2 separate regions of the Mus musculus genome follow, and region 2 is linked to region 1. The links are chromatin loops, found by intact Hi-C in ENCODE. Cell type or tissue: left cerebral cortex. All regions are shown on one strand. Links, peaks and the distances in the headings refer to the core of each region. The heading gives the core; the rest is flanking DNA. Region 1 overlaps Pak3 (p21 (RAC1) activated kinase 3). Region 2 holds the start of Pak3 (p21 (RAC1) activated kinase 3).

Region 1 (14,934 bases), core at 4,057-12,056:
TTTTACAGAGCAGAAAGTTAATACCTTGGGGAATTGGACTTTTGTTCAAGGCTTTGTCCAGTTTCAGGGTCCTGTGTCACAACTCTAGTTTCAAGAAGATAGTGAGTTCTTACCCATATGATGCTCTCTGCCCCCACAGTCTAGTTTTTTCAGAGACACTTTGGTGACATATCTGAACTCCCTATATTTATTTCATATGCAATCCACAAAACTGCTTGCTTCAGGAGAGCTTTAGATGCTAATATACTGGGTCAGGGGGACAAGGAGAAAGAGGATCAGTTACAGTGAGCACAACACACAGTGATGCCTAGACACTGAGTAAACATGGACCAGGCATGTTTCTCCTATTTCATGTCTGAACACCAGTTGCTGAGCAAATTGGGGTAGGAGGGCAGTTTATAGAAGTGCACCATGGGGGTTGAAGATTAAGAGCACCTAGGAACTTTCAGAGGACCTGGGTTTGATTCCCAGCACCCAAGTGACAGCTTACAACTGTCTGAAACTCCAGTTCTAGGGGACATGAAGCCTTCTTCTGGCCACCATGGGCACTAGGCATGCAAGTGGTACACAGACATGCTGACAAAACACTCATACAGCTAAAAACAAAAAATAATAAGATTTTTAAGTGAACCTGTTCCAGAAAATAACGTGAACACAGAGAGCTAGCTACAAGCTCTCAGCATCAGCTACTAGGAACAGTTTCTGGCTATGTGATTTAAGGTAAAGAAAGCCAAGGCAGGCTGGTCATTTCTGCCCTGTAGACTACATATTATTATTTTCCTGCATCCAGTCTATGTTCAGGAATGTCTAAGTTCACCATATCTTTGCCCTACTTGAACCACTGGCCTGGCATTCAGATAGCTTTCAAGATAGTTAAGGTGCTGGTTGGTTTTGTTTTAAGCACTCTCCTGAATTATATTTTTGATTCTAATTCTGATTTTTACAAGCAAAATAGAGTATATAGTTATTATTTAAATTCTTGCAAACAAAGCTAGCCATGTTAACACAGGCTTGTCATCCCAGTACTGGGAAAGTGGAAGCAGAGAATAAGGAGCTCAAAGTCCTCTTCAGCTACATGGTGAGTTCGGAGCTACCCTTAGCTTTTGAGTGTCTGTCTTAATGAAAATGAAAATAAAGGGCATTCAAACTGCACAGATGCTTGTTTTCCTTTGTATACAGTAACATCAATAAAACCATTGGAACTTGCAATTTTTAACGAACCATTTTAACTTAACTCAGTATACCGAAAAGAATGGATTACTTCTCATTGGGATTGTGTTACTAACTTGGGGGTGGGAGGAGCCTCTGGCCAGCTGCTGCTGCCTACCATTCTAAGAGAGCATCTTAATCCATAAATGCGAAGTAAAGCTTATATGGAATGCACGTCATTTTTGCATCATGGTAAAGTAAAACGAAACAAAACAAAACAAAAAAACAGATGCACCATTGTAAGTTTGACATTGTCTATATAAAGAAAACACACATACTTGTAGGTCATAATTTACAGCATTTATTCTCATGAGCACTCTTTCAGTGGTTTGCTGATTTTTGCGGTCTGTAATTTCAGTATAAGCACACATACACACACAATTTTTAACAAATATAAAATTATAGCGTACATTATTGTCTTGCAATTGCTTTTTACACCTAAAAATGTGTCAAGGTGTGCTCTTATTTTAGCATATGGGACTCCACATGATTGTTTTTATCTGAGGGATATTTAGGCTATCATTTGTATGATATTCACACTCTTACATTAGATTAAACAATGAATATTCTTGAGCATATATCTTGGTATGCTGTCATGAAGATATCTATAAACATCTTCCTCGACTTAGGATTGCTAGATAAAATGATATATACATTTTTTAATTTGATAAAATCTTACTCACTTCTTAGTCCCATTAATGGTATGCTATATGAGAGTGTGCAATATTTCCTTAGTTTACGATTTGACTGGAATGAAGACACTAACTTTAATTTACTTATATTATAAAAGTCCCACTTTGGATATCTCTCTTCTCTTCTAAATTATAGACTTGTAAGTCATAGATGTGGTTTGGGTGCTAGGAACTAACACAGAAACACAAACTCAAAAGGGAAATTTTGAATGACATTAGTCTTTGCTGATGGCACATCTCATTTGGTACCACAAGGACAAAAAAAAAAAAAAAAAAGAAAAGAAAAAAGAAAAGAAGAGAAAAAAAGAAAAAAGAAAACAACGTTCTTACTTATCCCTTAAATATACTCATAAATTGCCTTATAGTATGATACAAAGGACCTAGAAGATAGAGAAGGAAGCCTGGTTTGTATGACCATGTATTTCTATGACGCAATGTGCTGGTGACTTCAAAGCCCTGGAACTCCACTGTTCATTCGATGAAATTTCAGATCATAATGCTTGCTGAGGTACACTGTTGTGGGTATTGTGAGAATTTAGTGGTGAGATACAAAGAAGGTTTGTAACCTGAGAAATATGATACACATCCCAAGTAAGGATGTATCCTTAAACCAGAGGCACTTGTATGCAAGGGAGAAGAAGACTGTGGGAGTTAGTTAGTTAGTTAGTTGTTTGAATGGCATTACTAGACTTCCATTTGTCAAGAACCTAATAGGATTTTGCCCCTTCCCACACTTAGTTTCTGTAATCACTGGGGAGAGAAGAAATACACACATGAAATGTTGAAATAACCACGTGAAGTGACTGCATAAATAGCTCCGAGTTATAGCTGAGGTATATGTGAGGATTAGAGTGAAATCAAATACCTTTTAATTACAATTTAAATCAATACCCCATTGAATCATTACCAGGAAAATCCTGTTATGCTTCCTTTTTTTTTTAAAAAGTATTTTAGTTTGAAAGAACCCAACATAAATGCAATTTACAAATAAGATACATTACCATTAAGTAAATGACATTTAGATCAGTATTACTTAGATTACTTCCACCATTATGTGTAAAAAAGAAAAAAATCAATGGGATGTAGTTACTGTTTTAACCCAAAAGTTAATTAAAAAGATATCTGCAAAGTCATTGTAAGCAGAACCATTCTGATTTCAACCTATTAATCAAGAATGGGAGAGAGAGTCTGCGTTGCATTAGAAGGTAACCACCGGGATGGGTTTTAAAGGCTATTTTTAAATACCTTGTTTTAAAACAAGGCTTACCTTATAAAGCCAGTGCATATTTTCATAGCCATTAATACCATGCTTATTTTTCATTAAGCATACACTCCAGCATATTAGAAAATCCAGGAACTTTGTACTTAGATTTAAATATAAATCCCTGTTCTACTACTTTCGACAGTCTTTATACAATACTGACATATGTGTAAATATGTAATTTTTTATTGAAGGAAAATGTTGCAAAGTCATCCATAAGACCTGTTTGGATCATGTCGCTTATTGTGTCTCTATCATCCTTTTCCCTATTTTGTCTGAGGTTGATCATTGTTCCCTTTCTGTTCCTGATGTTATTCAAAATGAATTCATTCTCACCCCCACCTCGACTTTCCCAGCTATCTGAGTGATTATCTCTTGTGAATCAAGAGATCATTTGTGTGGCTCTTCGTCAGAGGATTTGGAAAAAGGTGAAATTCAGTTTAGGTGTTAAAATGCATTGTGTGGTAATTGGGAAGAAATGAATGTTGGTTCTTATGCAGTGTTGAGAAAATTAAAGGGGCAGCAGAAAGAGTCACTATTCATTTTGGCTATTCACTTTTACAAGGATACACTTATCTTTATTTACAAAAAGTTTAAAAGTAGAGAACAAAATAACCTATAATCCCAGGACATTAACCTAACCATTACAATTTTATGCTCCCTCCCTTCTGTGTTGGGAGGCAATTTTTACATCATTGTAGTTCAAACATACATATATTGTGCAGCCTATTGTTTCATTGGAGAGATTTGACATAATTTGTATGATCTGCCAAAATTCTAGGGAGTATGGATTTGGGAGGAAGTGATGCTTTTCAGGGGTAGATTTTAAATGGCTTAGGACACCTGTAAATATTTGAAGCTTCTCATAAAGACAGGATAAATCAGTAAAGGTTTTAGGGAAAAGACAGCAAGGGGATTTGTGTGAAATCAATGTACTCAATTGGAAGAATAATTATTCCTTTTTGCATAATGCCACCTGTTTTGAAATGTATATTTCATGTACAGAAGACTGTTTTTTATCCTGCTTAAATTGCTACCTTTCTTAATTTCACCGCCACATACTCCCCACCACACACACCCTCGTACTTGTCTATGTAACCTGCTAGGCTGACAGGTGGTGTCCCAAATCCAAATTTCCTCAAGAAAGCCTGCTCCAGTAGATGGGTTCCCTAGCCTGAAACGCATCTCAAAGCCTAGTGTTTGTAACCCAGAAAGATGCATGAAATGTTCCCTCTCCACTCCTGTCTGGTGTCTTTCTCAATGGCTCCACCTTCCTCTTTAGACAATCCTGACAGTGTAGAAGTTTCCATCTCCCTTCCCTCTCCTCTCTCCACCCCCTTCACTTTCTCCCCCCTCCTAGGGCGCTTCCTGCCTGGAAACAAAAGATTGGTCCCCAGTAGCCCACTCAGGGCGATTTTACTTTTATGCTCACCATCTGATTGGCCTAGGTACGGTGCAGAGCCCAGGTGACGTCATAGCATAGCTAGGGAGCGGTTGCTGAGCAGAGGGGCTCTACAGTAGGCAGGCAGCTGTGGCCGCAAACTGTCTGGGGTCTTACGCTGGGGGCTGTAGCTTTTTCTCCTCTGGGAGTAAGTGCATTGGGTGAAAGAAGAGCCGTGGGGGGAGCGAGCCGGGCCCGGGGCTGCGGCTGCGGCCGCTGGGCTGCAGCTCCCCAGCCCAACTGCCAGCGTGCTCCGAGGTACTGGAAAGGTCTTGGCAGGGTGGCTGGACCCTTGGCAGGTAAATCCCGCGACTTCTGTACTGTACCGAGCTAGCTCGGGGGAGGGGAGAATGCCGGGCAGATGTTCTTTCTTGTGTCCCCCTCCTGCTCTTGCTGTGTCCCAGCTTTGACTCTTCTACGTGGCTCCATTGCCCAAGCCCTGGGACCTAGCGCACAGTGCTTCATGGGGTTTGCTCAGGCAGATGAGTGGGTGTGTCCGGGCTGGTCCTGAAGGACCTGGGCTTCTTCCCTTAGCCAAGCCCAGGGTTAGCTTACTGGGGTTTGGGCCGCCTGGGGCAAAATCCGCCCTGAAAGCTATGTCAGACTGTAAGTCTCCTACCATCTTCCCCTGAACCCCCCCACCCCGCCTCAGCCATACTGTTGACAGCAGCCCTCCAGAGAAGGGGAGGGGGGTGTGGCCGCAGTCTGGCCAAGTCTGCATCAGAACAACCTGAGTGAAACAGAAAAGTGCCAAATTTCTTAAAAGGGAGCTTTCCTTTCTTTAAAAAAAAATCCCCCTCCCCTTTTCTCTTTGGGGGGATGGTAATGACAAGAGGACCTTTTTTCCCCCTTTTCTTTTTCTTCTTCTGCGGGGACTGAATGGATTCAATATGGCCCTTAGAAAAGCCTGGCATCTTCCCCCCCCCCCCTTGGCCCCTGTCTTTATCTGGAGAGTGGGGGTCATTGGGTTTGCTGCTTCCTCCCTTCCCATTCCTGTAGCTCCCAGAAGACGCTGCCCTCAGTTTGTGACCTGCTACGATGACTGACATACTTCTGAGTGAACAGAACATTTTAGATTCAGGCTCTAGCAGGCTTTGCTTCCCTAGGTGGTGGCTGAGGGTAGAGTGTGGGTGTTGGGGGATATAGATGGTTCTTCTAAGGAGATAACCAGAGGCTCCATTGGGTTGTTTTTTGCCTGTCTGCTTGTTTGTTTGTTCCCACCTTCCAGAGTCCATTTCTAGATTCTTGGGGTTTCTGGGCTGTGTGGGCTGTAAAAGCAGAGGGAAGGGTGCGTGCCTTGGCTTTGGAAAGCCTGATGGGGGTGGTTGCGGTGCTATTTAAAAAAAAAAAAAAGTGGCTTCCACCGGGGAAGCCCTTAGCCATGTTAGTTTTGCTCCCTTCCCCAATGGTTTTGCAGACTCAAATCCAGGCCAACTGTATGGCTGTCTGAGGTGTTGGAACAGAAGGAGGTCCATTCCTGTTGGTGACAGCACTGTGGCCCTGTTCTAGGATGAGCCAGGTATAAAAGGTCAGTGTGGTTTTCACTGGGCCATGTGTAAAATTATAATTGGTCAGGATGTGTGATTTGGCACTTGAGCATCCAATCACAGGCACCTTTGAGTAAAGGGGCTCACTGTGGTAATGGACGTAAATGGATGATTAATAGGCTGGAATCTGGGAAGAGAGCCAAATAGTCCTCTTTTTTTTTTTCCTGGATACAAATGTCATACTCCTCTATGTCCGTGCAAGACACAACATGAAAAGAATCTAGAAGGTATGCTGGGTTAAAGCTGGCTATTGGTAATCCAGAATCCAGAGAGACCTCAGTATGTAAGAGGCAGATTCTTTAAATCTCCCAACAGACAAGTACACATTGTGATGAGAGTGCAAGCAATGGTCCACAAGACCCCCGGAACATAGGAGTGCTGATCATTCCTACAGGTTGTGGGCATTTCCGTTTACAGGTGGAAGTGGTATACAGAGAAGACATGTTTGCTGAGGGTTTGGGAGAGACTGGGTAGTAGATTTATTTGATAGATGAGAAAAGTGGAAAATGAGAGTAAAGATGGCAGGGGTTGCCATTAGAGATTCTGCTATTATAAAGTCAAGCCTAAGCACAGGGTCAAAGAGAATGACTGATACAAGAGAAATCAGATCTAGAAATCGGAGTGAATAGGTTGAAGTTAATGGAGTTGGTAGAAGCAGAGCTGTAGTGGAGATAAAAAGGCCAGCATCATGCCAGGAGCTCAAGAGTCCTATTTCCTCTGGTGAAATGGTAATGGAAAAGTTTTGCTAGTCAAGTCAGCAATGGTTCAATAAAGGCTTATACGGGACTTTTTGTAACCCATTTTCAGGAACCAGTAACTTCAGGCAAAGGAATGAGAAGAAATGTGATGGGGAGCAGTCTTAAACAAACAAACACAAAAAAAAACCAATGCTTTCATAGTGGGTGACAGAGGGCACGGTGGGTGGGGGGAACAGGAGAGACTAGTATCTGAGACAGGAGTCTGACTGTTTTGCATGGCTGAGTTAGGTTTAGGACAAAAACAGACAAGAAAGAACGAAAGAAGGAAGGAAGGAAGAAAAGAAAGAAAGAGAGAGAGAAACATGGACAGAGAGACAGAGATACAAAGAGACAGAAGAAATCTTTCTCAGGGCTCCCTGGACCTTATGTCCAACAAGGACAGCAGAAAACCTTCACCCTGGAGGATAAGTGCTGCTTTCTAGGCATCTGGGACTCAGCTTAAGCTTTAGCCAAGCTCCCCACGAGCCCGCATCCACATTCACACCTACACCTGTCAAGAGCTAGGTGGTTCCCTTGGCAGGGCCAGGGTAGAGTTCCAGGCCAAATCCACACTAAATAGCTTTGCCAGCAGGGGGCAGAAAAGTAACCGTAGCGACATAGAGAGCCCAAGTCCTCCATTTCAGGTGTGAAGCCCTAGCCTCAGATCAACTAACAGCCATACATTTACAATCTGATTTAGCAATGCCAGAGAACTAAATGAACCTCCAGGTCAAGTGTTCCCATTTCTTCCCAGAAGTGTGGTGCTTCCTGCAGCACTCTGCAGTGTAAGAAGGCACATGCTTTTACTTGGGATTACTTGAGTCACTAACACCAGCAGTCTAACCGGGAGTTTAATTGGAAATGTTAATCAATGCAATAGATCCGTGTCTGATTTGCACATTTGGTCAATTATCTGCACGTTTGGACAATTTGTGCTGCACCCAGGGGATGCAACCAGGGGGTAAAACGGTACAGCTACAGCTGGGACTGGGGGGGTGGGTGGGTGAAGCAATATAGGGGACGTGGACCTTGAAGACTAAGAAGAAATGAACGATTTGCTGGTGGAGAGAAGAGTCATGTCAAATGTATTTTCACAGAGAGGTTGGATCATGGGGCGAATGGTCCAGAAGCTTACGGGGCTGAGGGGAAGACAGGGTTTTCTGGGGTAGAAGACGGTTGATATAGAGAAAGGATTTTTGTGTGTGTGGGGTGTGGGGGGGGGAGCTGGGCAAAAGCTAGGATAGCCTGGAACTTGGAAACCCAGAAATCAGGTGTTCTTGGCTGAATGTCCTGTTTCCTTGACTTTCAAAAGATGGAAGTTAGATCAGGTGTTCTCTATTCTGGCAGGAACATTTTAGGAAGTGGATCCTTTTATACTTGGTACTTAAGACAGCCTTTAAAGTACAGACCTCCTGCAACAAAAGAAAATAGCCCTTAATATCTCTTTGCATTTTGTGTGTTTTCCACTTTAGGGAAAGCCAATACAAAACAGATACCCACAAATTTCATCTTTTAGCTGCATGATTTCACTTCTATTTCATGTGAGTGGAGAACATGTGGAAAAGGAGAAGCCCAATTCTGTATTTGCTGGGCAACCTATAAGCCCCAGAAAAGCTCTGTATGTTACTTTGTATATAAAGACAGATCAGAGAGAGCGGCACTGATCCGCACTACTGTTTTAACTCCCTAATGCAATCTCAAAACAGAAGTGGTTTAGAATGAAGATAAAGATAAAGAAAAAGAGGGGCTTCTTGGGGGAGTCCTTTTCCCTCCTCTCTATCTGAGCCTTGTGAATTCTTTGGAATTCTGCACCCTAAGCAGACCACTATCTCTGACAGCACAATATCGCCCCCTAGTGACCACACTGGAAACATTTTTCTCAGCTCTTGATTGCTATCCCATGATCTCCATCAAGGGTGCCAGTATTCTTACATTGCTCTCACTCCTGGCAAGCAAAGGCACATTCCTTCTATCAAGACTGAAGGAGTAAGTCAGGGATGTGCAGCCTCCTTTAGAGCATTCTTCTCCAGTGTGAGTGGGTTTAAAGGGAGGGGTACCACTCTCTTCTCCCTTGTATGTTTTTTTTTTCTTCTTCTTCTTTGGGCCTGAAAAAGAAACCAGGAGTCCAGAAATATTTAGTGCTACATAAGACACTTGCCAATGTTTCTGGGGAAGAAAGAGTAATTTTCATAACTGCCTTTGATCTGCATCCCAAGGTGATAGTTTTAGTCCTCAGACAGGAATTCTGGCAAAAAGCTAAAATACGGCAAGGAAAGAGAAGTTAGATATGTATAAGATGTGTTCATCCATACTCCCAGCTTCCAATAAGAGGTATGAGTTACAGACAGAAGGCAAGGAAGTAGAATTGAACAGTATAATGCAGCTATGCATCACTCACCACTCTGTACAGACATACAACGTGGCATAGACTATATGTGCTGCACACTACAAATTAAACACATGGCATATACACATGCCTGTACCATGCATGGTAGAGATCCAAACACATATACCACATTACAGAAATACAGTGCATATCGGCAAGATAAACATATCTGACATGATATAAACGCAGCATTGTACATATAATACAATGCAGTTTCAGTATAAACACAACATAGTATAGGTATGACACATCGTATACACAGACACATTTAACAGTGCAAGAAATAGCACAAATATACCGGACCCAGCTTTTGCTAATATACAAAATACTATGCTATACTCAAAAGATACTTTCAGTAAGGAAGGAATGTAGATACCTGGTTACCTGCCAGTTGCTTCTGCACTGGTTCAAGCTACACAACTGGTGGGTTCAAAGCAAACTACCGAGAAGGTACCATTTGATGCTCCAAATGGGGATATGTGGGGAAAGTAAGGTATATCCAAGGAAAACTTAGAAAGATGGAGATTTTTGGTTAGTACAGGCTGTTGCACGCACCCTCTTCCCAGTGTCTCTGGCATTTTGTTCTCTCCCCCCACAATCAGTTGCTGCTTCCCCAGGAATTTGCTTCGACATCAGGAATGGGCCACATCTGACCGTCCTCATGTCCTGTCACTTGTGGCATCAGGAATGGGCCACATCTGACGTCCTCATGTCCTGTCACTTGCGGCATCAGGAATGGGCCACATCTGACCGTCCTCATGTCCTGTCACTTGTGGCATCAGGAATGGGCCACATCTGACGTCCTCATGTCCTGTCACTTGCGGCATCAGGAATGGGCCACATCTGACCGTCCTCATGTCCTGTCACTTGTGGCATCAGGAATGGGCCACATCTGACCGTCCTCATGTCCTGTCACTTGTGGCATCAGGAATGGGCCACATCTGACGTCCTCATGTCCTGTCACTTGCGGCAGTTCTGACAGTTCTTACCTCCCTACGTCACCTCACCTTCCTGCAAAGAACGTGAGCTCATGCAGAGAAAGAGGAGGTGACTCATTGCTCAGTGACGCAGTGGGAGGTATTTGGAAAGCTAATAAGGAAGCCTATGGGAAAATACACAGGAATGCTACAGATGCTAGGGGCAGTTGTGATCTAGACCCAGGGTCTGGCATTGTTCTTTTATCATAAGAGATGTAGTTGGAGATCATGGGGCTTTCCTTGGCTCCCCGAGACTTCAATTTTCCTTTCTCTTTAGCTATTTTGGTTAGAACTCTATATTTTCTTGTCCCCTAATAGCTGGGTGCTAGCCTGGGACATGCTCTGTTTGAATTAGCAGGCATGTGCTGCTCTCCTTGCAGGGTAACTATGGTTGCTTGTGTATGGGTGGGAATGTTAGGGATTAGGTAGGGGTTGTAGAGCTCAGAGGTCTACAAAGGGGAAGGTCATCCCCCCCCCCCCGGGGAGGGGAGGAGGATCAAGTGATGGTGGAAAAAGCAGAAACTAGAGGGGTTAAAAAGAGCCTGTCTCTGGCAGAAGGTTTAGCTTCATGGTAAGAGTGACTGCCTCAGATGGTTCTAGATTCCAGCTCCACAATGAGATAGGGGAAGAGCAGAGAAAGAGAGAGAGAGAGAGAGAGAGAGAGAGAGAGAGAGAGAGAGAGAGAGAGCCCATTTCCATCACAATTAGACACAGAAACCTCTGTGAGGCGAACAAGGTACATCATACCCCAAATAACCACAAATCATTTGTATTTGACAAAATTTGTCACAAGCTGTGGAAAACATTTCTTTGAAGATAGGCCAAAAGTTGCAATTACGGTCAGAGGTTTAGAACCTTCACAGCTGTGAGGCAGTAGGAAACTTGGCGCGTCCTTGCCAGAGAGACTCTTTCTCCAGATACCTCCTGAAAGGAAGAGGTTGGTGGCTGAAGGGGTTGGAATGGAGGTGGGGACTCAGAATTGAGGGGTGAAAAACTGTATAGTAGTGGCAGGTTGCTAGACAGTCTCAGTCTATTTACCTCTATTGACAGCTTATGCACTGGACTGCGCCATCTCTGTCTGGTAAGTGCAATTTTACCCTTAATTCTGAAAGTTGTGGACATTTTTCACATGCATCTTATTTAACTTAGCCCTGCCTAATATGTGTCCAAAATTACAAGAGAAGCAGATCTTCTATAGTTGATAAGAAATAGGCCCAGAATAGTGAGGCTATTAATCTGTACTCTCAACTCCTAATTCCCAGCTCAATACTCTTTCCAAAATCTTACGGGGCAATATGTTTTTATATATCTTACCTTTCTGACTCACTTGTCTTCTTAAATGATTATCTGAAATACCCTCTCTCTCCCTCCCTCTCTCTGTCTCTGTTTCTCTGTCTCTCTGTCTCTCTCTCTGTCTCTGTTTCTCTATCTGTCTGCCTCTCTCTCTCTCTCTCTCTCTCTCTCTCTCTCTCTGTGTGTGTGTGTGTGTGTGTGTGTGTGTGTACGCACGCAGGAACCTAGCACATATGACGGTAAGATGAGGGAGTAGTGGCAGCTGTAGAAAGGGTTTAGTATTTCCCACAATGCTTTTCTCAGTAGGCTCCTCCAAGAAAGGGCAGCTGAGTCTTTGCATCATGTGGTAACTGGTGTGCACAGCACCGGGTCAGTCAGAGCTCAAGGCAGCCCAGCCCAGTCTCACAGGCCGCATTCACCTCTGCTGAGATCCTGCAATGGTGGCTATGTGAGGTGAGCAATGAATTTCAGGGCATGGAGATTGGGGTATTTGAGATCCAATAAAGCTTGCGTACTTATCTGAACTCAGACCCCACATTAGGCCTCACAGTATGACCCTTCTTTCTGGGGTGTTCAGTCTATTATAGCTATCCTTTGTCTCTTGGTTCCTCCAGCCCTAATATCCGAATGACAGCCTTAACCTACATTTTGCGGTGAGGAGGAGAAACAACATAACAGTCATTGGCAAGTCCTTTGCAAATGTCAAGCACCTGAAAATGCTCCCCATCAAACTGTCATTTTCTTTTTCTCCTTTCTGGACATCTGAGTGGCATTTCAGCCACATGTCAGAAATCCTTCAATCAGATCCTGCCCCATCCTCCAATCAGATCCTGTAGTTCCAACTGCCCCATAATCTTAATTTGGTCTTCCTAGTCAAATGTACCCAACCCACTCTTCCTTGCTTCTGGGACTAAAATTTGGCGCAACCCTCCTTCTCCCTTCCCACCTAACCAGGCAGCAAAGGCAGATGCCCTCCCCTAGCTCTCTAGCATGCATTGTCTGTAGCAGGCATTATCTGTAGCATGCATTGCTTTCCTCTCATCATACATCATTCCTTGAGGAGTTCTTGGAGTATTTCTCTGAACAGAGAAACTAGATTACCAAGGGCATGTCTTTAGTCTTACAGGTCTTTACTGTCCCGTATAAGCAGCTTTACACATGGGGCCTGTCTCTCTTTCTCTGTGCATGCCTGTCATCTGCCCTTCTCTCTGTCTGCCCCACAGGCCATCACAGTAGCTTCCTCTGTTGCCTTCTTCACCTGCTCTTCTATACTATACCCTGCAGCTTAGATGGCTAGTTAGGATTTGATGTTCCTGAGTCTCTCTGTGTCTTTGTCGGCTGCTTAGGTATCTATCCTGTTGCCCAAGTCAACATTCCCACCCCCAAAGAATTTCAAGAAGACAAACAAGCCAAGACTATGTAAGCCATTTCTCTTTGACTCTGAGAACAACCTGGGCCTAGAAGATGGTAGAACTATATCCCAGCAGCACGAGTTTGTGTGATGCACTCTCATGAAAGGAAAGCACCAGAGTTTCAGCCATGGAATTGAAGATATGGATGCATTCGACTTTCTAGAAATTCACCTTTCTAGAAACCTATAGAGGTCCAGGATCCTCTATAGACTTTGACTGACAGAAGGTAACTAGAACTGGTAATAATAATAAGCGTGTCTGAGCATCTCTTCTGCGATTTCTATGCCAGCTACAATAAGAAGTTTTATTTACTATCTACTGTTGCCAACACTGAGCTAGGCACTTTGCAAAGGAGTTCTTTTTTTTTTTTTCTCAACTAGTTCATGCTTCTTATTCTGAATTTATAAGCATTGTTTGTCATCTCCATTATAGAGGTTGGGAGGAGCTCGGCAAGTCTAGAACTAGAACAACATGTCTATCTGGGGAGGAAAGACATTTTCTGGAGAGGTTCCTAGCCTTCAATATTATTCAGTACTTACTGAGTCATGTCCCTTCCCAGGTTCCCCCTCACTTATCATTCTTACCTCTCTCTCATATATAAGCATATTTACAAGCCTATTACACACAGCTGAATAGATGTATTCAAAAATTCACATTTTTATTATGATACAACACATACACCTTACCCCACTTGAATGTTCCCACCTACTCATGGTTTTATATTCCTCGATATGTTCACACATTTTTATATCTACTCACATTATACAGGTAAGTAATATGATAATATATACCCTTACTAACACACTTATATAAATCAAACACTTTGTGCCCAGATATACCCTGCCTTTCCCCTTGCCCAACTCAAACTTCTTTTCATAGTCATAGCCATATACAATACAACAGTTTTATATTATCTAGCATGTTTGCACTGATATGGTCATTTTTTCCTCACAGTCACACACAACTGCGGTACACAGAGGTATACACACACCCTCACCCTATTTGTATATAAAGAGCATAGCAATATAGACAGTATCACCCACTCAACCTTTTGTATACTTTTGAACTATTACACTCTCCTGCTCTATCCCACTGACAGGTCTGCTTTCACTGATATGCACATCATATTTCCAGAGACTCACACTTAGACATGGAGGCAGACATTTTGCCCATATTACACTCAAGAACTTCCTTTTCACCCTGGTATATAATCACCCCGTTCAATACTATGCCTTCAGACACACAACCTGAAATATAGCTATACATTACATTTTTTTCTATAAATACAGTCATGTTCACCTGGTGTCATCATTTCTCCTTTTACACCATCACCTATGTACAGATATGTACAAAGAGATGCATATTGGCATGTACATATTCTCCTTCATTACTCATACAAAATTATAAATACAGACACACTTAATGCATAGCCATGTATTTGCACGCATGCATTTTAAAATATGCACTCTCACTTTCAGAACTACACATTACAAATTACACATTTCCACTCATTCTTTTGAACACATAACTCTCCTGTATACTCTTACATAACAATACCTATTCATGCCATTACATGTTTTCACACAAACACTCTTATACTTACCACATACTAGTCCTTGCACACATTTCCACTCTCCTATTCTCATATGGGTGTACCCTCACACTGTTACATATATCATATGAGGGTACATATAATGACATGTACAGTGCTCATAGTTACTAGTATGCATTTTACTGGTATGTTCCACAATGCACGGGTAATTTATATTGCACTAGTCAGTTCATACAGATACATACATGTACTGACACAAGTAGTCGCTAACACCATACATGTCAGTTATTGATATTTACACTCATTCATTTTTCACCCTACCACATTCGCACTAAAACTCTTTGGTAGATACACTTACTCATTTTGACCTATATGCCTGAGCAGTCCCATACTCTCCAGTAAAGTTCTCCACACTCTTAGCTTCTTC
Region 2 (14,934 bases), core at 2,554-10,553, 150 kb before region 1:
ACAGCTGAGAAAGAGTGACAGGGAAGGCTTCAGTGACAACCTCTAGGGAACTTTTTGAATCCGATATTTTTTATGTCACTCTTAAAAATTATGCCCTTTAATAGTGTATCCAGTCTGAAATCTACATTTTCAAGTATATTTAACTTCTTCATGCTAACTTACTTTATCTTTTAAGTCTCTGTGGCATCTGTAACAACAATTGTGAGATTTGGAAGTGTACATTTCTATGACCTGCCCCCCCTCCATGATTACTCTTGCTGTAAGGATGTAGTTAGTTATTTCAAAGAAACTCCATCTTGGCTTCATTGATGTTATACATTTGTTTTTTGTTTCAATCATGCTTTACACATATTCACTATTTCTGTTTTCTTGGGAATTTATTGTTCTGATAGTCTTTCTTTAATTTGATAAGCTAAATATTTAATTAATGGATTCTGAATTTTCCTTCTAGAGAAAAATTTTATTTCCTCTACACTTGACTTTAATTCAAAACACATATGTTTTGACTCACAATAATTGTGCTGTCTCTTCTTTGTGAATATGCAAAAGTTTCTTTATTATTTTTGATTAGAGGTCTTCTAAATGTTATTTTAAGTTTACATGTATAAGGATTTCTTACAGTTGTATTTTAGATTGATTTATGATTTAGTCGTATTTTATTTTTAAAAATTAATACTCTTATTTTTACATTTTATTTATTTATTTATTTATTTATTTATTTGTTTATTTATGTTTTGGGATATCAGAGGAAGGTTTACTTCTTCCATCATATGTATGGGTTTTAGAGATGGAACTCAGGCTACCAAGCTTGGCAGCAAGTGCCTTTACCCACTGAACCATCTCTTCAGCTCCATTATAATTTTAAAATTATTTTCCTTATTTTGAGATTATCATTTTTTTTCAATTTATCCCTTCCATTTACTCCCACAAATGCTCCCATATAACCCCCTTGCTCTCTTTCAAATTCGTGGACTCTTATTTATTTATTATTATCACCTGCATATATCTACATACATCTGTTAGTTGTATAAATTAGACTATTTTACTCCGGTGTTTTGTATTCTTTAGTTGCCTGTAGTTCTTCAGGTAGGTTGAGGCCTGTGGTCTTTCTCCTATCCACTTTGGTACGTCTATTGTTGTTGTCCTTATTGAGTTCAACTCAGTTTATTTTTATATGGACAGGTGTTTTTTCTACATTATATTTGTGAATCATATGTTTGTGATGCTTATGGAGGCCAGAAGAGGACATTAAATCCTGTAATACTGGAGTTACAAAAGAGTTGTGCAACACCATATTGGTGCTAGGAATGCAACCTTATCCTCTAGAAGTTCCCTTAAGAGTCCTTCCTCTACCCCCTATAAAACCGACTGTGTTTTTTACTGAGACATAAATTAAGGTAAGCTGTTTACAACTAGATATTGTTATTTTATTTATTCTGACCCTGCTTATCATGTCAATTTAAGTATTTGCTGTACTTTATAGAAATCCTAGAAATATATTTGGATTTATTCTGACTTTCTTTGATTTGTCTGCCTTTCTTCCTCACGTAACTCTGTTTCTTGAGTTTTTTTTCCTCCCTTGCTTACATTTTTTATTCCATTTTATCTTATTTGGAACATACACTTTTATTCCATTTTATCTTATTTGGAACATACACAGTGTGTATGCATGGCTTTTTTGGATTATTTGTGTTTTACCATGTGTACTCTAAAATGTCTAAAATAGTTTTGCATTTCCTTCATGCTTTAACTTTCAAAGAGAAGACTCAGAGCACCAACACTTACCATGCATCAATTCCAAAAACGTGGTGAGGTGACATTCTTCTTGCTAGCAACTCATTGTTCTGAGGTTCACAAGGAGACATAGATTTGAAAAAGAGTCTCATTTTGTTTACCAAGAAGTCGAGTTTTGAAGAAAAAAAAAGTCTTATTCATAAAAGGAACTCATTTAATTGTGAAGGGAAAAGAGGCCTCTGTGTCCTTATCCAGTCATAAAATTTAGGAGATTGTTTAGGGAACCTTTTCAACATTAATAAAATAGATATAAAATACTCTTATTGACATATAGTAATTATACAGATTATGCTGTGCAATGTGCATTTTATTATAATAATAAAATATATGATGGTTATCATCTGGAATGTTTTTAACTTCTTTATGTTAGGAACACTGAGAATTCTTCTAGCTATTTTGGAATCAACAATGTAGTACTATTAGTAATAGTACCATGATATAGGACACTGGAGGTTTTCCTTTATCTAGTGATGTTTTTCTATATAGTCACCAATATTCTATATATTCCTTATCTCTATATCCTAGTCACCTTATGACAACCGTTTTCTCTGCTCTCCTTCTGTAAAATCAACTTGTTTAGTTTCTACATGTTAGTGGTATCTGTCCTTCTGCCTCTTAGATTATTTCACTTAACACAATGTCCTCCAGTTCTCTTCCAACTTGTGTAAATGACAGAAATTGGTTTTTATGTCTGGATAATACTCCATTGTATATGCATACTATATTTAATTTATCCATTCATACATGAGCAGGCACTAGGTTGATTCCATATCTTGGTTATTATGAATAATGCCGCAATAAGCATGGGAGTGCAGATGCCTCTTTGGCACAATGATTTCTTTTCCTTTGGATGTAAACCCAGTAGTGGGGATGCTGGATCATATGGTAGTTCTATATTTAGGTTTTTGAGAGGCATCCATACTCTTTTCCATACTTGCCATATAATTTACATTCCCACCAACAGTGTATTAGAGATCCACTATCTCTGATTTCTTGCCAGCATTTGTTACTTGTTGTCTTGGCTATTATGGACCTTCTGAGTTCCACACCTATATTAAAAAAAAAAAAACTATACACATTGAAACCTATATGAGTTAATATATGTACAGCACTACTTGAAGCCTACCTCTAATCTAATACTCAGTTCCTTCCAGTTGTTCTAAGAGATGGGGGGTGGGGGAGAAGAGAATCTTTTAATGTGGGGCAGTGGATGTAACTCCAGGGCACAGACATGCTAGATAATTGCTCTACCATTAAGCTGAATCCTTAGCTCTTAAGAGCTGGTATCCCTTTGTAGTCCACACTGAGCTGGAAATTATTGTGTGGGCTAGTTTTGAAGTGGTGCTCTTCCTGAGTCCATCTCACAAATACCTGGAATTACAGACATGCCCTGCTCCTTGACATTTTTAGAAGACAGGGACCACATCTTTATTCTCCTCTATATTTGAAAATTCTCAAACATACACAGAGATAGGAAAAGTAGTTAATAAATCTTATGTGAACTTCTAGATATTACATAACTAGCTATACCTTAAATAGAAATAAAGTTAAGACAAATGTATTTTATTTTATAAAATAATTTCTTTTATTTTTTGAAACTATAATTACATCATTGTACTCTTTCATTTTCTTCCTCCAAATCCTCCCATATATGCTTTCTTGGTCTCTTTCAAATTCATGGCCTATTTTATTATTAATTGTTTCTACATGTGTGCAGATGCACGCGCGCGCGCGCACACACACACACACACACAAACACACACCCACACAGAAACACATTTCTAAATACATAAATACAACGTTCTCAGCCTGTATAATGCTACTTCTATGCATTACACTCTATTCTAACAGAATAAATTGTTTTAAGGCACAATGATGCCTTCATTAACAGAGCCATCAACACCAGGAACTTGAGGTATTGAGATTTTCTTTTCTAATTTATTTTGAATAGAGGTTTATTATAACCTGATCACTTCAGGGATTTTCTTTAAAAATGCAAGAGTCAATGCAAGATTCATTCTTATTGTTATACTTTTAGTATCACATCCAGTTTCATGTTCCTGGAATCATATAAGTGATTCTACATATTGACCTTGCTTGAAATGTCCCCTAGAAGAAACTGCTAGGGAAAAGCTCCATGCATGTCTTCCTGTCCTGCTTTTATTCTCATTCCTTTGGTCATGCCTGTACACTTGGAAAAGGCTCAGTTATTGTGTTCTAAGAAGTTGATGATGGAGTAGCACAGTGTAATGAAAAGAGCTCTGCACTTGCTAGTTAAGGTCTGGCTGTTATTTTTGGGAGCTCTATACTCCTAGGAAAGAGATCAAACCTTTATGAACCCTTGCGTGATCATCCAGAAAGCAAAGGGATGAGGCTGAAAAAAGTAATTCACATCTCTTACTGGTCTGTGTTTCTGTTATGCCACCAATTAGAATCCCAATGTTTTCTTTTATTCATGAAGAATATGACATTGACTATAATTTGAAGGTATTTTCTTCTCACACACCATGTCCAAACTTCTTCCATGAAACATTTTATTGATTTTTGTCCTTGTCTCTTATTGTTGGTCTGATTTTTGATGAAAAAAAAAAAATCATGGAGTGGTGGCTACCCTAAAAGCTGTTGCCTGTACATGGGATGGAATATGTTTTTCTAGGTGAGCTGCCTTTTCTGGTCTCAGTGGGAGAGGAAGTGCCTAGCCTCACAGAGACTTAAAGTGAGAAGGTTGTGGGGATACCTAGGAGGGTCCCCACCTGTTCAGAGGAGAAAGGGAGTGGGGTAGGGAAAGGATTCTGGGAGGGGTGGCCGGGAGGCGGGTGGTGAGAGATATATAAGGTAAATAAGTGAAAAATAAAATTTAACAAATAAAAAAGCATATATAGGTATTTAGTTGTGAATGAATTACCCATGCCTGCCTTTTCCCTGTTTGAAAAGACTTGGATTCCCAAAAGTTGAAAGTGGGAACAATAGAGTAAGCAGGGAAAAAGTAGAAGAGACAGAAGAAATGGATTTCACTTTCTTCCCAATTATTTTACAGATTGGCTGTTAGCATTGTTATGACTCAAGCTCTTTGTACTTGGCAAGGCTGAAATAAGAATAGTCTATTTAGTACTAGACTGGAACAGGGAGTCCCTGGAGGAGTATCAAATTCAGGTATTTCTCATAGAGTCTGAATTGAGTTCTTTATTCAGTTTTTGATAAATGGGACTTTGTTTAGAAATGCCAACATACTACTTTGGATAAAATATGTACATTGTTTTAAAGTCTTTATCATGTATGCCCTTCCAGTCAGTCATAGTGATTCCTAGTTCAAAGTGTCCATGGAACAACCCAAAGTGTTTTCTTTTCATCATCCCTGTCTGGTCCTGATCTCGGTCCTCCATCGCAAAAATTCCATCAGCTGTACTCGTTATTCATGTGTTTCTCATGTCATCCACACTTGATACTACCCTGAAGAAAAGCAAATTATTATGTGTTCTCTCAGTACTGAGTCAATACTCATAATAAAAGATGTCTGCTGGGTTTAGACATGGTGGTGCACACTTTTAATACTAGAGTTTGGCAGGCAAAGGGGAGCAGATGTCTCTGAGTTTGAGGATAGCTTGGTCTCGATAGTAAGTTCTGGCCAGCCAGGAATACATAGTGAGAACTGTCTTAAAACAGTGGTTCTCAACATGTGGGTGATGATCCCTTTGGGGGATCAAATGACTCTTTCACAGGGGTCATCTAAGACCACCAGAAAACACAGATGTTATGATTCACAACAGTAGCCAAATTATAGTTATGAAGCAGCAACAAAAATAATTTCATGGTTGGGGGTCACCACAACATGAGGAACTGTATTAAAGGGTCATGGCATTATGAAGGTTGAGAAGCACTGCCTTAAAACAACAATAAATTTATCTGTTTTTAATGGAGTCTCATTAAAGAAATTGTTGCCTATCTTTTCTGTAAAGACAACTATCAGTTGTTTAGCTTTCCATCACTCTGCTTTACTGCTACACTTTTATACCCAGATGAGAAGTACATCATTGTTTTGGCACATTCTGCATTGTTTTACAGCTCAGTTTGCCTGGCTCCAGGTGAGCTTTCCCCATTATAGTAGCCGTTTTTCTTTTTCATCATATCCACACTCATAGAACTTCTTAGACTGCCATGTAGGATACAGATGTCCTCTTTTGGTGGCAGACAATCTTTCATTTTCATGCCCTAGGGAAAAGACAGGTCTAGCTTGTGGGGAAAACCACTTTTAAACTTATTTCCTTAGGAAACATGAGCAGATCATCTTCCTATTGTAGTTCTGTTCTGCAACTCCATTTCAAATTATGCTTATACTACTATTAGAAAAATCAAAGGAGTAATTCTGCCTGTGAATTGGAGATTGAGGCCTAAAATACTTTAACTCTATTGAATACATTACTGTGTGTGGTACACTTAGATGCATCAACTTAACTGAAAATGCTTTTGCAAAAATCATATTTTAGTTAGTACTGTCGACTTTCCTCACCGTACCAATGACTTTGAATTTTTTTAAATGTTTGTTATTATGTGTGTTCATGTATGTTTGTGTGTTCATATATGTGCAGATTTCTGGATGTCCCACCTATTAGCATGTAATATTAGATAAATCTATGTAATCTTGGTGAGCTTCAGTTTGTTGTTTGTAAGATGGGAGTGATAGCATCCTCTCTGTCTATGTCATAGGGATGTTATTGTAGGAAAGTTGTGTGGCTAAGGTGTGCTTTGTAAATCTCAAGGTGCTCTCTGAATGTAAGCTATTAGGCCAATACTAAAAAACAGTGGAGAAGTGACTTTCAAACAAGGTTCCAAACATGAAGTTCGTCAAATATTGAATCACAAAAGAAAATTGCCTTTTACAATTGTTGTTGTTTTTTTTAATCTTTAGAGATGCACACAGAATCATATTGGTCTAAAGCTGAGTTCATAATAAGCAATATTGCTCTCATAAGGAAGCTAGTCTTAGCTCTTATGTAAATGAGTACCGCACTTCTTCAGGGGAAAAAAAAACCAGTATGAAGATTCTGTGACATTCAGGTATCAAAGAAGCCTGAGTAATATTAACTAGGAGAGTGGACTACAAGGTGGATTCATTATATCCCACCTTGGTTACAAGCACAGAGATAAAGCAATAGAAAGGAGAACATGTAGAATGTCGGGTAAGTTCTGGGCAACCAATTCATGAGTTGCCCTAGTGAAGACAAAAATTATTTTCTTAGTAGTCCAAACAGCATCCAGCCCTGTGATACATTCAGAATGATAGTGATAGTGATTTTCCTTAGTTTCCTTTCTCTTTGGGTATAGATAGGGATTCTAGTGACAGGTGCAGATGCAAGCTACCAGAGTTGGTGGGGGGAGGCTAAAAGAGGGGATCCCGTGTCTCCTCTTCCCTTAGCCTCAGGTCGGAACAGTCAGGCTTGGGAGACTTCGAGGGTTTCACTTCCGCCTAGTTGCAGGAACCGCAAGTTCCAAGCTAGGTCGGAATTGGAATAGTCACAGTCAAAATACACCCAGATGCTCTCACACACACAGGAGCGTGCGTGCATCCCCGGGCCATGGGGTGCACGTGAGCCCACACTCCGCACACCCAGCCCTGCCTCTAGCCAGAGCATCCTCAGCAGCTGCCACTGAAGCAGCCTCCTCCTTCTCGTCGTCGTCCTCCTCCTACCACTGCTGCTGCTGTGATCGCCTATCCCCTCATCCTTCTTCCTTGCCAATTCCTGTTCCTCCTCCCCGCATCCCGGCTCCTCCTGCCCAGCAGCTAAAGGCAGAATCGTCGGCAGCAGCTTTCCTTCTCTCCTGCCTCAAAGAGGTTGAAACAGGTCTGTGCTGGGGGCGCTTTGTTGCGGGTTGCTGGAACACCGGTGGCTCCCAGAGCCACTGGGAGGAGCTCCGGGCAGGCAGAAGGGGGGATTATTTCCCAGTTTTCTGTGTTCCTGTATGAATAGATTGGGGGAGATAGTGTAGAGAGGCACCTCTGTCCCTTTGCCATTTCTTCTCCCTTGGTTCATGGCGAGAGAGAGCACTGAAGCTACTCGGACTCCTGCTCCCGCCCATCCCTAAAGCTCTTTCTTTGCGCCCCCACTTCCAGCATCCACTTCCCAAAGCTGAGCTTCCCCTTGTTCTGGGAGCTGAGGGATGGGGGCGGGGAGAGATGGATGGAGTCATCCAGCCGGGCACCTGGGGGTCTGGGGCTTTGTTACACAGGACAAAACCAGTCCTTAGCAGCTTCTAGAGCCTGGCTAGGCTGCTGTCTTCTAGTGATGTGGGGTGTGGGCCCCTGCACATTAGGGAAGTAAGAGAATGTGAGGGGGCACTCCCTGTATGTGACTGGGCATACAGGAATGCAGTACTGTGTGCCAGGGACGTGGTGTAGATTTTGTGTGGAATTTTGTATGAGTTGGACTGGTGCATTTGACTCTCTTTCTCTCTCTCTCTCTCTCTCTCTCTCTCTCTCTCTGTCTCTCTCTCTCTGTCTCTCTCTCTCTCTGTCTCTCTCTCTCTCTCTCTCTCTCTCTCTCTCTCTGTCTCTCTCTCTCTCTCTTTCTCTCTCTCTCTCTCTCTCTCTCTCTCTCTCTCTCTCTCTCTCTCTCTCTGTGTGTGTGTGTGTGTGTGTGTGTGTGTGTGTGTGTGTGTCCCTGTGTGTTCTACGCCATGGGGCTGGGCTACTCTTGGCATTTCATGTCCTTGGGTCTCATCCCATGCCAAACCAGACTGCAGCAACATGCAGGCAGGCTGATCAGGTCCAACCTGTTTTGCCCACATTCGAATGGGTGATGATGACTTCAAAGTGATGGAAATCCCCCGCCCCACGCTGGGTCAGTTACTTAGTACATTCTGCATGAGAAATTGTCACCTAGGTTGACCAAACCCTGGTGGACATTTTACACCCTACCCACAGAATATTCGGAACTTTCTTAAGCAGGTTCTCTTCTCTCAGCCAATAAGATTCCAATGCTCTTAACAGTGAACCCTGAGTGCCTCCCCTACCTCTTGTAATTAGTGGATCCTCATGTCTTTACTGCAAGGAAGTTTGTGTTGTGCTAGGACGAAAGTTGCACGCTTAGAGCAAAGGAAGCCAATCAAGTGCACTTATTAATTGATGGCGAAATTTCAATACAGGGTCGTTTCTGTTTTCTGGTAACACAAGATAAAGTGTGTAGCCATTTTGTTTTTAATCAAAGAAAGATCCGTAAAAATGAACAAAACTCCTTAACGTTTCTTGACCATTTCTATATGTGCTTTTCCAGTCCCCCAGATAAGCAGTTAAAGATTGTGATCAAAGGACCCAACATTTATTGCATACCTGCCATGTGTCAGTAGTAATGTTAGGCACTGGAAATATGGAAATGAATAAAACATCAGATCAGTTCTCAAGGAGTGCAGGCTGTTATGCAAGCTAGAGCTTGGAAACTGGATGACTAGGGATGGGCAGAGTACAGTGGAAGCACAGAGGAGGGGGGGTGCCCGGTTGGGGGTGGGGGTTCTGATCAAGGCAGGCTTCACTGGGAAAGTGACATTTGAGTCAAGCAAGTCTTGCAGAATTAATTCACCAGGTGGCTAAGTGGAGAATGACATCCTAAGCTCAAGGAGCAGCATGTGCAAAGGCAGAGAGGTTATAGTTAAGTAAAACTGCAGGGAATCTGAAGTATTACTGTCAAACTCTCTGCAATTTCAGAACGTGTCTCCATGGATTAGAATGATGATTAAGGGTGAATCTGAAAAGAGCCAGTATTGCAGATTGATGCATCCCCACCTTAAGACACGTCTGCCTCATTTATTAATCTAAGTGTGTTTTGCTTTAAGCAAATCTGATATATGGGAATGTAGCTTTGCAATGCAAATGACCTTAATGGGACACATTCAAGTAGCAGAATTGGTTGCTTTACAAAAGGGCTCACAACCAAATACTCTTAAAATAATTAAATATAATAGCAGTCACCATCTGATCTTTATAGTGAACTTGCTTTTACCAAAATTGCATTTCTACAGATTTCTTTTTTCACATAGTCAGTGGATAAAGACAGATATATCTATCTTTATTACCTTGATTTCTTATGCAACAAGTTCCCAATTTCCATGCAGGAATTTCCCCTCATGCTGTTAATGTTTAATAAACACTAAAGGAAAATATGAAAATGATAGCAATAAATATCAAATCCATTAGCTGTGATCTTTTGTCATTTGGCTCGTATGAAATTAATCACGGCAGAATCTTCAGGGACTCTTACATTTTAGGTACTTTTAGTAGTGTCACTGGTAATTAACGGTAGAGCAAGATTTCTGTGCTCTATATTGGCTTTGAAATGGATATATAATGACTACTCTAATACTCATGCAATTAAGATACAGCAGAAGCTCATTTGGAGTTTTCCGTTTTACTGTATTGGTGCTGATTGCATAGGTTGATGAATAGTAGTAAAAGTAAGCTTGGAGGTTGATGATTTTCATTCAAAGTGCCTGATGGCCCACGATTATGCTGGTGATGAGTATGAACTCTGATGATATGGCTTGGCACCATGAATGCATCCTCCCTTAAATGAAGCCTCCTGTAGCCCTAGGCTCTGTTTGAAAGAAATATAAGCAGAAGTAGATAGGAGTAGAATCAGCTTCTTAGGCCATTTGGCCAATGCCCTGCAGTACAAAAGGGTGTCCTGGGCTCCTTTGGTCACATAGAGGTTCTTTGCTCATTAGCTGTGGATACCAGAATGTATCAGACAGTATCTCTACTAAGAAAAGAGCGTACTCCAGTGCCTCATTAGCTTGGGTTGGAATGGAGCTGATAGGCCTGCTGTGCTAATACTCAGATCAACCCAATCCTAATCCAACCCTTCTTGATGTGAGTTCCAAACAAGACAGAGTGCCCACAGGTCAGATAGAGTGAGAGGGCAGGAGAAAGAAAGAAGAGTGAGGGTTTTGTAGTCAACTTAGAGAAATTATTGCTTCAAGTGCATAGGTTTGGTAATTCCAGAGCTTCTAAAAGATTCTACCGGGTTACTGCATATTGTGACTCTCCAGAAAAAAAAAAAGGAGTATATGTTTGTCTATAAAGCCAGTCCTACCACTTGATCGGTTGGTCTTAAGAGTATTTGAGGACTATGCTGGTCAAATAGACTCTTCTGCTGAGTTCAGAGGCAGTTGGTATCTTGTTGGGTAAACTTGGATAAAATATGAGCTGACTGACTGGCTTCACCAGTCTCAATCAGACTTTCTTCCCTCCTCCTCCTCCTCCTCCTCCTCCTCCTCCTCCTCCTCCTCCTCCTCCTCCTCCTCCTCCTCCTCCTCTTCTGTCTTGGTTATTGTTCTATTGCTGTAAAAAGGCACCATTTTTTTTTGGTCAGGGAAGGTTTTTATAGATTGTAGGTGAAGGAAAATGATGTGTCTGCCACACACTTGGTTTGTGCCAAGGTATGGTCATCTAGGGCAAGGGCTTGGGTAGCTGGTGACATCAGATGAGTGGGATTGGGACAGCTGTCAGGAATGTTTGGCACCTTTTTATATTTGGAGGAATGGAATTTACTGGACCATGTATGTGTGTGTGTTGGGGGGCAGTTATAAGCCAGGGATTCCAACCAAACAAGAGGGTTAGTTTATTATTGTAAAGGCTAGGAGCTTGGTGGCAGGTAGACAGGCAGGTATGGTGCCTCCTCCTTCTCCTACTCCTCCTCCTGTAAAATGAAGCTGATAGTAATCATCAGACTCACTGACTGCGATGGTGGGATGACAACTAAGATATCTTTGCAAAGTATTTTGAGCTCCTTAGAAGAAAGGCTGTCTATGACCTCAAGGTTATTATGAAGGGGAAGCTAAGATGTCAGGTAATCATTCCTGACTATTCAGGCCCAAATCTTGTTTACCTTTTGCACTTGGGGCAGCTGACCTCAGTTCTCTACTGTGCTTTGACTATGAGGACCTATCGTCATTCAACCTCTGTGAGTCAGTTCTCTGAGCTTATTTCCTTTCACATCCTGGACATTTCACTATGCCCTTTAATTTCCTGATCTGCAGTTGCCATCAGAACAGATTCAGCAAAACTCATCAGTCTGAGCACACCCTGCTGACCAGAGAACACTGGAGGTGGGAATTAAATTTGGTTGGAAAGTTGCTTTTATTCTTCACACTAATTATCTTTCAGAAACAGTTCTGAAGGGTCATTTCTGAGAGTTTACGGCTGCGGAGCTCCTTTCCAGTGACTCAAGTTTCCATTCAGGGCTAGACTCCTGTTTACAAGCCAGACCTCTTAAATATTTATTTAGGAGTCCATTTTGACAAGATGGAAGCCATCTTTAAGGTAATTTAGATACAAATAAAATAGTATTTACATGGGCACTGAACTTTCCTGATTACCTTGATGTTGTAAATTCTTTTCTTTACAAACTTCCTTCAGTGGAGAATGGAATTATTATCCTCTTGAGAATTAATAAATAATCACCATAGCAAACTCAGCTTGAGATTGAATCTGATAGACAGTTGTTGGACATATTGATTTTAGAGTCTTCCGTGCAATGATTAGTTAGTTCTTCACCACGTGAAAGCAATAAGCTACAGCTGCAATAGGAAAGATGTCTGTTAGCCATACATAAAAGAAGTCTTTTCGACTTGAGGACAATGTGATGCTGGAAAGTGAGCAAAGCTATCCCGTGTACTGGGACACATAGTGAAGATGTTATACTAGGAGGAGAGAGCCGTGGAACAGGAGATCTGTGGAAGGTTCATGTTTGGATGGTGAAAAAAAGGGCAAGTCACATAGCTACCAAGTAATACAAGCCATCCTAATAGATAAGAAAACACAGTTTATTATTTGGGGTAGGGGTGGGCACACATATGGAGGTCACACACCAACTTGCAGGAAATGGTTCTCTCCTTCTACCTTGTGGGTCCTGGAGACTGAACTCATATTGTCAGGCAAATGCCTTTACTTGTTGAGAATAAACTATCCTGCCAACCTACTATACTGTCACTTTATGTGCTTCAGGGGCGTTTGGGTTGATTTGTTCAATGAAACTTGAGAATCACATCTAGGTCTAAGCTTGGTAGGGCTCTCATAAAGCAGAATTAACAGAGGGATAGGCATCTAGTGAACTCTGCCCCTCCCCCCAAAAACCCCAAGACTTTGCTCTGTCTTTCTCCACTACTAGTGACTCACCAAGCCAAGCAGCCAACCAAAGTGTGAGAATTGGGTACTCATTAGATTTCATAGGGATCTTTGTCTTACAAAAATCTAGTATCTACAGAAGTATAGAAACTGGGATTTTTTTTTTAAAGCATCCACTGAGAACCTAGAGCAGATGTCCCCTCCCCTCCAGAAGCAGGGACAGAAGGACTGTCAGAACCATAGATCCAGGACACCCAAATTGCCCCCAGAGTTGAGAGGAAAAATGTATTCATGAAATTTCAACAGTATAGTTACCTGAACAATCCCAGCAAAATGACATTACCAATTGACACGTTAACATGGAAAAGAAAAATTCTACAGTGTCCCACTCCTGCAGGAATACCTGTAGGTGATCAATTGTTACAGAGAGATGTAGGACCAGTTTACTCCAAGGATTAGCTTCTACATAGGTTATCCTATCCCAAGTAGTTATCTCTGAACACATGTACATACAAATATAAATGCCTTGGGATGTACATGTATGTGCATAAATATACATACAGGTGTGTATACATATGTATGTATACATGTAGCAATAATAATTTGGCTACATGAGTTTTGGAGGGAAAGGGTGAACATGGGAGTAGTTGTATCAGGAAGGCAGAGGTGATGAAGATGGAGATTCAGTATTCATGTATGAAGTTCTACACCATACTGAAGGGCAGGCCCTGTGCCTTGCAGTAGATGGCAAACATAAAACGAACTCTGGTATTTCTTCAGACTTGTTGTCTCAGATTGCTTTGCTTTGGCACTGTTTTGTTCTTGCTGGTCTTTTGCTTATATTATGTTTGCCAATATTGTGGGTTTATGGTTGTGTGGGGTTTTTTTGTATTCTTTTTTCCAATTATGGTTTGCTTGTTTTGATTGCTTATATGAGAGAGAGAGAGGGAGAGAGAGAGAGAGAGAGAGAGAGAGAGAGAGAGAGAGAGAGAGGTGATGAAGACCTTAGGAAGATTTGAGAGGGAGGGCATCCTGATCAAAATACATCGTATAAATTTTTTCAATTAAAAAAAAAGAAGCAAAAGAAAAACTTTTGCACAGCCTGTCTCATTGGAAATATGAATATAACATAGGCAGAGAATGCACATCCTTATCCTTTACCCTTACACGTCTCTCTCCCATCTCTTCCCATCCTTTTCCTGTCCCCTAAGTAGTCTTTCCCTTAGACTTTCACATATAATGTTTATTACAAAAACAGAAATACAATGTAGGTTGTTAGTTGCTTCTTAAACCTTGATTAACTGCCATGTTCACAATTTATTGTGTGTATTTGTGCAGGCTGTTTTTTAAAAATATATGTGCATATCCACATCGTTTTCACTAAACTACATTTGGGTACTTTTTTGAAAGTGTGCAGGAGCTACTTTGTTCTTTTTAATAGTCGTACAGTATTCCATTATACAATTATAACATAATTTCTTTAATTCAAACTTTTATGATGAATTTCTACATTATTTCCTATTTTTATGCTGTTAAATATTGGTGCACTATACTTTATGGGATATAAATCTCAGGATACTTTGCAAACATTCTGTTGTATAGATTGACAACCATAAAATTGGTAGTTCAAAGGGTTGGTTTGTACATATATGATTTTAATAGCTCTTACCAAACTATTATTCAAAATGGCTATTATCCTATACTTCCATCAATAGTGACCATTTATTAACATGATTCCCTCACCAATCCCACAATTACTCTATTTTTATTTATTCTCTCATACAATCTATCCGGAACAGTTTCCCCTCCCTCCTCCCCTCTATAACTCCCCCTTTTCTCGCCACCAGATCCATTCCTCCTTCAGTTCCTACAGAAAAGAGTGGTAACAACGGAACATGGTGTAACAAGAGTTTCTCCTTTAATCTTTGATAATGTAAGAGTTAAATAACATTTATTCATAATCAGTTTTATGAATTATTTGAGAATTTCATGCAATGTATTTTGAATATATTAACTCTCCGCAACTT

The links. Hi-C counts contacts between places; a loop is a spot of excess contacts. Peaks named below come from ENCODE experiments on the same cell type or tissue, not always from the same donor. Only the 100,000 strongest peaks of a DNase experiment are listed, where the experiment ranks them.
Region 2: a loop joins it to region 1, with 8 times the contacts of the local background. A loop is called at or near these places in 6 of 42 quality-filtered maps.

The regions. Positions count from the first base shown.
Region 1 is chrX:143,659,713-143,674,646 of GRCm38, forward strand. All of the region lies in intron 1 of Pak3 (p21 (RAC1) activated kinase 3), which reads left to right. Among named protein-coding and RNA genes, the nearest start is that of Pak3, 150 kb to the left of the region's middle. In left cerebral cortex, for the core only: CTCF peaks have their summits at 7,483 (motif pointing right) and 8,742 (motif pointing left); DNase peaks (open chromatin) are centred at 4,596, 5,037, 5,725, 5,970 and 3 more places; H3K4me3 peaks cover 2,159 bases; H3K27ac peaks cover 371 bases.
Region 2 is chrX:143,511,130-143,526,063 of GRCm38, forward strand. Pak3 (p21 (RAC1) activated kinase 3) reads left to right here and starts at 7,462. Exons shown (of 16, transcript NM_001195048.1): 1 at 7,462-7,634. In left cerebral cortex, for the core only: no CTCF peak of the experiment used is centred there; DNase peaks (open chromatin) are centred at 7,508, 7,911, 8,679, 9,181 and 1 more place; H3K4me3 peaks cover 2,004 bases; H3K27ac peaks cover 1,233 bases.